2 separate regions of the Homo sapiens genome follow, and region 2 is linked to region 1. A link is an interaction called in ENCODE POLR2A ChIA-PET data of the cell type or tissue named here. Cell type or tissue: GM12878. All regions are shown on one strand.

Evidence for each region. ChIA-PET counts read pairs that join two places held together with the same protein. Peaks named below come from ENCODE experiments on the same cell type or tissue, not always from the same donor. Only the 100,000 strongest peaks of a DNase experiment are listed, where the experiment ranks them.
Region 2: POLR2A ChIA-PET joins it to region 1 with 6 read pairs; 3 of 35 experiments call an interaction of 5 or more read pairs at or near these places.

Annotation. Positions count from the first base shown.
Region 1 is chr11:102,536,247-102,541,246 of GRCh38, reverse strand. No RefSeq gene overlaps it. Among named protein-coding and RNA genes, the nearest start is that of MMP7, 8.0 kb to the right of the region's middle. In GM12878, no CTCF peak of the experiment used is centred here; no DNase peak of the experiment used is centred here.
Region 2 is chr11:102,358,866-102,363,865 of GRCh38, reverse strand. It overlaps BIRC2 (baculoviral IAP repeat containing 2), which reads right to left. Exons shown (of 9, transcript NM_001166.5): 4 at 892-970; 5 at 150-198. Among named protein-coding and RNA genes, the nearest start is that of BIRC2, 14 kb to the right of the region's middle. RefSeq lists an enhancer at 2,366-2,415. In GM12878, no CTCF peak of the experiment used is centred here; a DNase peak (open chromatin) is centred at 2,175.

The sequences.
Region 1 (5,000 bases):
ACTGCTGTCGCTTTAAAGTTTGTTTTATCTGATATACGAATAATTACTCCTGCTTGCTTTTGGTGTCCATTTGCATGGAATATCTTTTTCCACCCCTTTAATTTAAGTTTATGTGAGTCCTTATGTGTTAGGTGAGTCTCTGAAGACAGCAGAAATTTGGTTGGTGAATTCTTACGCATTCTGTGTCTTTTAAGTGGAGCATTTAGGCCATTTAGAGTCAATGTTAGTATTGAGATGTGAGGTACTGTTCTATTCATTGTGCTATTTGTTGCCTGATTATCTTGGTTTGTTTTTTTTTTTCATTGTGTTATTGCTATATAGGTCCTGTTAGATTTATCCTTTAAGGAGTTTCTATTCTGGTATATTTCAAATATTTGTTTCAAGATTTAGAGCTCCTTTTAGCAGTTCTTGTAGTGCTGGCTTGGCAGTGGCAAATTCTCTCACTATTTGTTTGTCTGGAAAAGACTGTATCTTTCATTTATGAAGCTTAGTTTCACTGGATACAAAATTCTTGGCTGATAATTGTTTTGTTTAAGGAGACTAAAAATAGGACTCCAGTCCCTTCTAGTTTATAAAGTTCCTGCTGAGAAATCTGCTGTTAATCTGATAGATTTTCCTTTACAGATTACCTGATGCTTTTCCCTCACAGCTCTTAAGATTCTTTCCCTTGTCTTGACTTTAGATAGCCTGATGACTATGTGCCTAGGCGATGATCTTTTTATGGTGAATTTCCCAGGTGTTCTTTGAGCTTCTTGTATTTGGTGTCTGGATCTCTAGCAAGGCCAGGGAAGTTTTCCTTGATTATTCCCTCAAATACGTTTTCCAAACTTTTAGATTTCTCTTCTTCCTTGGGAACACTGATAATTCTTAAGTTTACATGTTTAACACGGTCCCAAACTTCTTGGGGGCTTTGTTCATTTTTTTTTTTTTTTCTATTTTCTTTGTCTTTGATGGATTGGGTTAATTCAAAAGTCTTGTTTTCAAGCTCTGAAGTTCTTTCTTCTGCTTGTTTGATTCTATTTCTGAGACTTTCCAGTGCATTTTGCATTTCTCTAAGTGTGTCCTTAATTTCCAGTTGTGACTGTTTTTTATTTATGCTATTTCACTGGTGAATTTTCCTTTCATATCCTATATCATGTTTTTGATTTCTTTAATTTAGACTTTACCTTTCTCTGGTGCCTCCTTGGTTAGCTTAATAATTGACCTTCTGAATTATTTTTCTGGCAATTCAGAGATTTCACCTTGGTTTAGATCTATTTTTGGTGAGCTGGTATGATCTTTTGGAAATGTTAAAGGACCTTGTTTTGTCGTATTACCAGAAGTGTTTTTCTGTTTCTTTCTCATTTGGGTAGACTACATCAGAGGGAAGATCTGGGAATCAAGGGCTGTTGTTCAGATTCTTTTGTCCCACGGGGTGCTCCCTTGATGTGGTATTCTCCCCCTTCCCCTAGGAATGAGGCTTCCTGACAGCCAGACCTCAGTGATTGTTATTGCTCTCCTGGGTCCAGCCACCCAGTGTAGCTACTGGGCTCTGGGCTGGTAGTGGGGAGTGTCTGCAGAGAGTCCTGTGATGTGATCCATCTTCAGGTCTCTTAGCCATGGATACCAGCACCTGCTCTGGTGGAAATAGCAGGGGAGTAAAGTGAACTCTGAGGGTCCTTGGTTGTGTTTCTTGCTTAGTGTGCTGGTTTTGTGTTGGTTGGCCTTCAGCCAGGAAATGGCACATTCAAAAGTGCATCAGCTGCAGTCCTATAGGGAGGATGCAAACATGCCCTAGGGACACCTGGTTAAGTATTCAGGTTTCTCAGGTGGTGGGCAGGGCCATAGAGCTCCCAAGAGATTATGACCTTTGTCTTCAGCTACCAGAACAGGTACAGAAAGACCACCAGGTGGGGGCAGGGTTAGGTGTGTCTGAGCTCAAAACTCTCCTTGGGTGGGAGTTGCTGCAGCTACTGTCAGGGATGGGAATGCGGTTCCCAGTCTAATGTATTTATATTCCCAGGGGGATTATGGCTGCCTCTGTTTAGTCATAGGCTTCACCCCACTCCCACTCAGCCTTCAGTCCTAAAGACTAGTCTCACTCCCACCATGTCCCCTCAACAGCACTATTTCCAGGCAGCCGGTGACCAGGGCTGAGAACTTGCCCCAGATCATGAGCCTCCTTGTTGAGAAAGCAAGCCGACTCACAGTTTTTTGGCGTGTCAGGGAGTTTGCAGAGGTGATCCAGTTCCTTCAAAGGGTCTGTGGATTCTCTCAGCTTTCCTGATATATTCCTGCCATACTTCTTGGAGCAAAAGTTCATGATGTGAGTCTCCACATGCTCTGTCCATCAGAGTGGGAGCTGAAAGCTAGTCCTGCCTCCTACCTGCCATCTTAATCCAGTATCCCTGGCTTAATTTTTTTTTTGTTATTTGTGTAGAGACAGGAGTCTCCCTATGTTGCCCAGGCTGATCTTGAACTTCTGGGCTCAAGTGATCCTCCCACCTCAGCCTCCCAAAGTGCTGGGATTACAAGCATGAGCCACTGTGCCCAACTTGAACCCAGTCTTAAACCTGCAAATTCCCTCAGCCATAACCACATGAGAAAAATGAGTGAAGATACCACCCTTGCTGAACCACAGATCTGGCCTCAAAAGAACCAGAGAGTGTGGTGGTGTGGTCCAGCCAGAGTCCAGGGGCTGCCCTTTCGACAGATTAGTTAGTGGCAAGCTGATTCGGTGTGTTGGGTATCTCTATCCCTCCTCCTCCTGAGTCAGCCCAAGCTCTAGGTGCTTGGATTTCTTCAAAAATTATTGCTGATTTTAGCTTTGTAAACTGCATAAAGCTATGGATATAAACAATACAATAAAAAGTCCCAATAAATATTTTGGCTCTAAGCATCAATCTAATTCGTTTTCAATATTAATCTAAACATGAGAAAAGAGAGGACAGGGAAGGTCAAATATTCTTAGAGTAACTCATTGAAAGACAAAAATATTCTCAGATAGTCCAAGTAATTACTCAGAGAATTTTTGCCATCACAGTTCTAGGCATGATCTGAAGTAAATTATTTGCTTCTATTTTTTTAATCATGAAATAAAATATAGTCATAACTATGATTACCTCTATACAAACTCTAAGGGGAATTCATGTTATCTGATGTAGCTGAGCAGCTAAGTTCTTGTTTCACCAGTAGGCACAGAGTTTCTCTAGAGAAATAACTGTCTTTGTTTAAACAACAACAACAACAAACCTAACTAACTGCTTGACAATGGAAAGGAAGGCCTTGAGTGCTTGGATTATAAGGAGACAGCCTAGAGATTAGTAAAGGGCCCCTAATTTTAAAAAAGGAATGAAAGTTCATTGGAAGGACTGAAGGAAAATAGAATAGGAAAAGCCAGGGCAGGATCAGAAGATCTATTTGGTGAAAGATTTTTTTTTTTTAAGAACAGGGAAGCTTAATATTAATTTTTAAGTTATCTACAGTATGATCCTGGGCTGAAACTTGCCTCTCCCTACTCCCTACTCACCAGTAAAATCTATTATACAAAGCTACTTCTGTGAGTCTGTATGGAGGAGGTCAAGCATACAGTTACATCCCACTTCAGAGTTCAGGCTGGGACAAGGATTATTACTTCACTTTCTTTCTGAAGTGTAACTTGTAAAAATTGGCACTGATGGAAAAAATATCTAGCCCCATTTGAAAGTTTCCCTGCCCTTCCTCTTGCAAGCAGGGGAGAGGTACTTAGTTAACTAACGTCTAAATTCTTCATAGGCTGCAGTTTGGGGGGAAACGAAGGAATAGACAGAAAGGAAGAATAAGTGGTTTTGATTTTGCTTCCTCCCTTTGGTGGTGGAGAGAGCTAGCTTCTGATAGCATGGCATCTGAGGAAGGCTGTAGTCTCTCAGACCATCCTCTCCTTCACTGTCCTTTCCTCTTTATGCTCCTTCTTCCTGTAGTTCTAGAACTTTCCATCCACTGATGCATGAGCCCCAGGGCAATGGCAGCTGCACTGAGAGGCAATGTTGCTGCAGCAGTTCACACTTGCCTTGCAAAAGGCTTAGATGTCACCTTGTTATTTGCCCCTCACCCAAATAGAGGGAGGGCCACCCATATCAACAGGTGTGTCCACTAAGGTGCTCCACCACCTTCCCTTTCTCTGCATAAATCCTGCTGTTGAATATAAAATGTTTCCATTTGAAATTAAAATCCTGTTACTTTTCCTATCTGATTTACCCTATTTCAATTTTCGTGACTTTTTCCCGTGAATTTGTTCCATTGTTCATACTGTACACCCAAAGATTTTATTGACATAAAGACGATGTGCTTTTCTTGTTTAAAAGCTTAATAGCTTCTATAGTAAGGAGATTAGTTTGGTTGATTATTATAACAAATCACATTGAAATATTTAAGATAGTTACTTCCTTGTGTCTCAGAAAACATTGGCATCAATAAAAATTATTGGAACAGAATCATTTAAACCTTGTATCTTTCCTTTATACATGTCTGATCTCCACGCTAGGTTCACAGATGGGGAAAAATGATATTATATTACATACAAACTTTCAGCATAATAATGACAACAATGACATCAATACTAGCCAGCATTTACTGAGCTTTTACTGTGCTTCAAAAACACTGCTAAGTCTTTTATACACTTAATCTTCTCATTTAATCCTCACCACAACCCTAAGGAAAAGTACTATTTCCATTTTTCGGATAAGGAAGTTGAATTTCATAAAGGTTAAATATTCAGTCACTGTAACACAGAAGGAATCTAACCGGGGCTGAATAACTCTCCTTTAACATAATTACAAGTTAAGTCAGTCTGCTCAGATCACCAAAGCAGAAAATCACACTACAGCAAGAAGAAATCAAAGGTATGAAAAGGAAAGCTATCAGAATCAAAGCATCTGGAACAATGACCTAAATATAATAGCTAAAACCATAAAACTCTTAGGAGAAAATGTAGAAATAAATCTTCGTGACCTTGGATTTGGCAGTTGATTCTTAGATGTGAC
Region 2 (5,000 bases), 180 kb after region 1:
AGGCTGGTCTCGAACTCCTGACCTCAGGTGATCTGTCAACCTCGGCCTCTCAAAGTGTTGGGATTACAGGCATGAGCCACTGCACCCAGCCTATTCCTAAAATTCTTATAAAAATTTACACTCTATACTTAAAATTATCTCATACATACTTGGTGGGTCAGCATTTTCTTCTCCAGTGGTATCTGAAGTTGACAACAGCTATGAAACAAGAGAAAAGTTAATAGGTAAAAGCAGATATCCCCAACAATCTGAAAAGAACAACACTAAAATAAGCTTACTTTAAGTAAATGTATATGTTCTTTTGAGAACTGAGTGATTTATGACCTTTGCTTTGCTTTCTTTTACCCTAATCACATAGATTTCCTTAAATTTCATGTCATCCCAAATTAGAAATCAAGTATTTCTCTAGTTTCAGGAAAGTAGAAAAATGTATCAGTGGTTTCTCATTTCATTTGGAAAATAAGATTTTAACTGGGTTACTCTCCAAGGGTCTCAGCTCCTAACAAGTTATTTTTTGTTTGTTTTTCTGGAAAACAGCAAAGAGACACTAAAGATCCTTCTCCAATCCCATCACAAATTTGTACAGTGGCAGCATAAATGATTTTTCAAAATAGTAAAAACAAAAAAACAATCTTTTTTAAAAAGCCCTCAAAAATCAAGTTGGTTACAAAAGTAAAAACCAAAGATGTCATTAACATGGATGAAAGTATGTACCTACAATTAATAAAAGAGAAATAAGCATAACTTCTAATATAGGTTGGTACAAAAGTGATCACGGTTTTGGCCATGACTTTCAATGGCAAAAATCATGATCACTTTTATACCAACCTAATAATATTTTTGTTATTATAAAGCAGAATTCAATGTTGTTAATTTTAAAAATGTATTTACCTGTTCAAGAAGATGAGGATATCTACCTTGAATCTCATCAACAAACTCTTGGCCTTTCATTCGTATCAAGAACTCACACCTAAAACATATGAGGAAAATTATTTTTTAAAATTGTTTCATATCAAATATAACCTGATCATTCTAGAAAAATGGCTTTCAAATCTTTCATTGTACTCCATAGTAAAAACATTTTACGTCACAACCCAGAACACATACATATCTAACAGGAACAAAATTATCATAAAACAATATACATCCTTCTGTGTGTTATATATCACGGTATTTTCTAATTCAATCCATTAACACAACAACAAAAAGAAAAGCGTCTGCACCTACAAAGGGGAACAAGTTGACTCCTGAAGAACACTATTATACACAATCTATTTTGTGCTTAAAGTGAACTACTTAACAGTTTCAGATACTATTAACTCAGTATTCCTAAAATGTGATCTTTCACAATACAATAACTGCTCATTTTTCTTCAATGTTCACTCTTCCATTACATTTGAGCCAGAATCCACTACCTTCCCTCCAAAAAATATGGAATCAAATATTTTTATCTATATATAATATGACAGTGTTTCTCAAATATTTGTTTTTAAACTGATAGGGCTTCTCAAAGATGTTCCAAGAAGTTCACATACCATCTATATCTATTCTATTCCTTTTGTTTCTTCAATAAATGATACTATACAACAGAATATTCATATGTTAAAAAAAAGGAACACTGACCTATGCCCATATTATATGCAAAAATAGTAAAAATGGATCATATACCTAAATATAAAACCAAAAACAATAAAACTTCTAGGAAAAAGCCTTGTCTTTATTTGTCTTTACATTGGGTAAAGAATTATTAGACAAAAGACCAAAAACATATTCCACAAAAGATAAAATTGATAAATTGACATCATCAAAATTGAAAACATCTGCTCTTCAAAAGACAATGTTAAAGAAATGAAAAGCCGCAGACTGAAAGTTTGCAAGAGTGACATCAGCAAGACAGCAGACTAGGAGACATCAGCCTTCTTCCACCCACAAAAAACAACAAACAGACAGCTATACACAAATACAGCTCTGGAAGAACTCACTAGCCCAATCAGCCTACAGCAATAAAGGGAAAAAAAAAAAAAAGGGAGAATAACCACACAGAAAGGACTGCTGGGAGATCTGCTTAGCAGAGACATCTGGAGATGGCTAAGAACAAGGGGTGAGGGCTACCTGTATCAGTCATGTGGTGAGTGCCATTACAGTCCTCAGTGGCAAAGACTGCTAGGCTCCTCCCCAGAGCAGGTCCCTGGAGACCTCCAATAACCCTCAAGATAGCCACAGACTTCCTGCAGGTTTCACAGTGAAGGACCCTATAGTGTTCATTGATGCCAACCCCAGTAGCCTACTTTGCAGAGGACACTGACAGCTTTCACCATTAAGGTAACCAGCACCCATTGCTGCTGTGAACCCCCTGGAGAGGGAGACACTACTGCACTCCTCACCCTGAAAAAAAGCAGCTCTTGCACTGCCCAGACAGTGCAGCCCCTAACCCCCACATATGCCCCAGACCCCAGAGCCACAGCTGCTTCACATGTACCTTCATGTAAGACCTTTGCTCTGTGGCTGCTCTAATCACACACTCTCCAGATCCCAGCTCTCTGGCTGCTCTGCACACCTGCACTCCGCACCCAACTCAAAGGCTGCTCTACGTGCACCCACATCTGAGGCACTAGAAGCACCACTGCTGCAGGCTAGTCAACATCCTGAACCCAAGACCCGCTGTCTTTCTGCAAACACTTGCACTCCAAACCTTGGCTCTGTAGCTGCTCCACAGGTGTCCACGCCATCAGAGACATCAGTGCTGCCACCTCCACCAACACAACAAGCCCAAAGCCAGAACCTGTGCCAAGAAGAATCCCCTTGGCCACAATGTCTCCCATGGGAGAAAAAGTGATGAAGAGGTCCCCAGCAGCCTCTGCCACTATAGACTAAAAAAAGCCTTGCTGCTGGTATGGATACCTGCAGCCTTGGATGTTGAGGACCCCTGCAATCCTCACTGACAATGATCTGGGCTAATGGAGCTGCATGGAGTTCACAATGCTGGGCCTTCCACAGAGCCAGAACCACCACACCTACTGGCTGGCGCCCTCACCCTCACCCTCACCCACAGGCAAAGATCTTTGCCCACAAAAAAAAAAACAAAAAAAACACACTAATCTGTAATGTCTAGAAGTAATTCGTCCATCAAATACACAGATAACACAAGGCCACAAGAAACAGAAAGAAAAAAAAAAAAAGAAACGTGACATTAGCAAAGAAACTCAGTAATTTTCCAGTAATCACCCACAAAGAAATGGAGATCTATGAACTAACAGATAAAGAATTCAAAATAATTGTTTCAAGCAAACTCAGTGAGCTACAAAAGAACACAGATAATGAAATAAAAAAATATATACAAACAAATGAGAAATTCAACACAGAGATAGGAATAATAAAAAGAAACAAATTCGGGAGCTGAAGAACATAACAACAAAAAATGCAATAGAGAGCATCAATAGCAGACCTGATCAAGCAGAAGAACCTGTGAACTCAAAGGCAGATCATGTGAAATTATCTAGTCAGAGGAGAAAAAAAGAAAAAAAAAAGAATAGTGGAGAAAGCCTACCTGAATTATAGGACACCATCAAGCAAAACAATATTTGCATTTTAAGAATTCAAGGCCAGGCACGATGGCTCACACCTGTAATCCAGCACTTTGGGAGGTTGAGGCGGGTGGATCACATGAAGTCAGGGGTTCAAGACCAGCCTGGCCAACATGGCAAAACCCCGTCTCTACTAAAAATACAAAAATTAGCTGGGCATGGTGGTGCACACCTGTAGTCCCAGCTACGTGGGAGGCTGAGGCAGGAGAATCACTTGAACCTGGGAGGTGGAGGTTGCAGTGAGCTGAGATCATGCCACTGCACTCCAGCCTGGGTGACAGAACAAGACACCATCAAAAAAAAAAACCCAAGAAAATGAAAAACAAACCCGAGAATTCAAGAAGGAAAAGAGAGAAAGGACAGAAAGCTGATTTAAAAAAAAAATGCTGAAAACTTCATAAATCTAGGGAAAGATATCCAGGTACAGGAAGTTCATAGGACCCCATAAAGATTCAACCCAAAGAAGACTTCACTGACACACATTATAATGAACTGGCAAAAATAGAAGATGAAAGAGAATTTTAAAACTGTAACAGAAAAGAAACTCATCTTCTACAAGAGAAACCCTATAAGACCACAAGTGGATTTCTCTGCAAAAACCTTGTAGGCCAGGAGAGAGTTGGATGATATATTCAAAGTGCTGAAAGACAAAACTACCAGACAAGAATATGTATCCCAGCAAAGCTGTCCTTCAGAAATGAAAGAGATATAAACAGTCCCAGACAAACAAAAGCTGAGGGAGTTTATCACCACTGGACGCGCCTTACAAGAAACGCTGAAGAGTTCTCCAAGCTGAAATGAAAGGACACTAATTAGCAACATGGAAACATATGAAAGTATGAAACTCACTGTTAAGATAAATATATAATCAAATTAATAATATACTAAATTTGTAATGGTCATGTGTAAATTACTTAATTCTAAAATACAGGTTTTTAAAAAAAAGTATTAAAAATAACTATAGCTTCAATAATTTTTTCATGAATACACAATATAAAATGCAAATAATGACATCAAAAACATAAAATATGTGCAGGAGGGTCTGAGTAACAGTACAGTTTTTTAATGCAATTGAAATTAAGTTGTTAGTGCTTGAAACAGACTACTATAACTATAAGATGTTCTATGTAAACCTCATGATAGCCACAAAGTAGAAACCAATAGTAGATGCACAAAAGATATAAAGGAATCAAAGCATACCACCACAGAAAATCATCTAAACACAAGGGAAGACAGCAAGAGAGGAAGAAACAAATAATCTGCCAAACAATCAGAAAACAATTACAAAATGACAGAAGTCTTTACCCATCAATAGTTACCTTGAATGTAAATGGGCCAAATTCTCCTATCAAAAGATAAAGAGCAGCTGAATGGATAAAGAAAACAAGATTCAGCTACAGGTTGTCTACAAGAGAC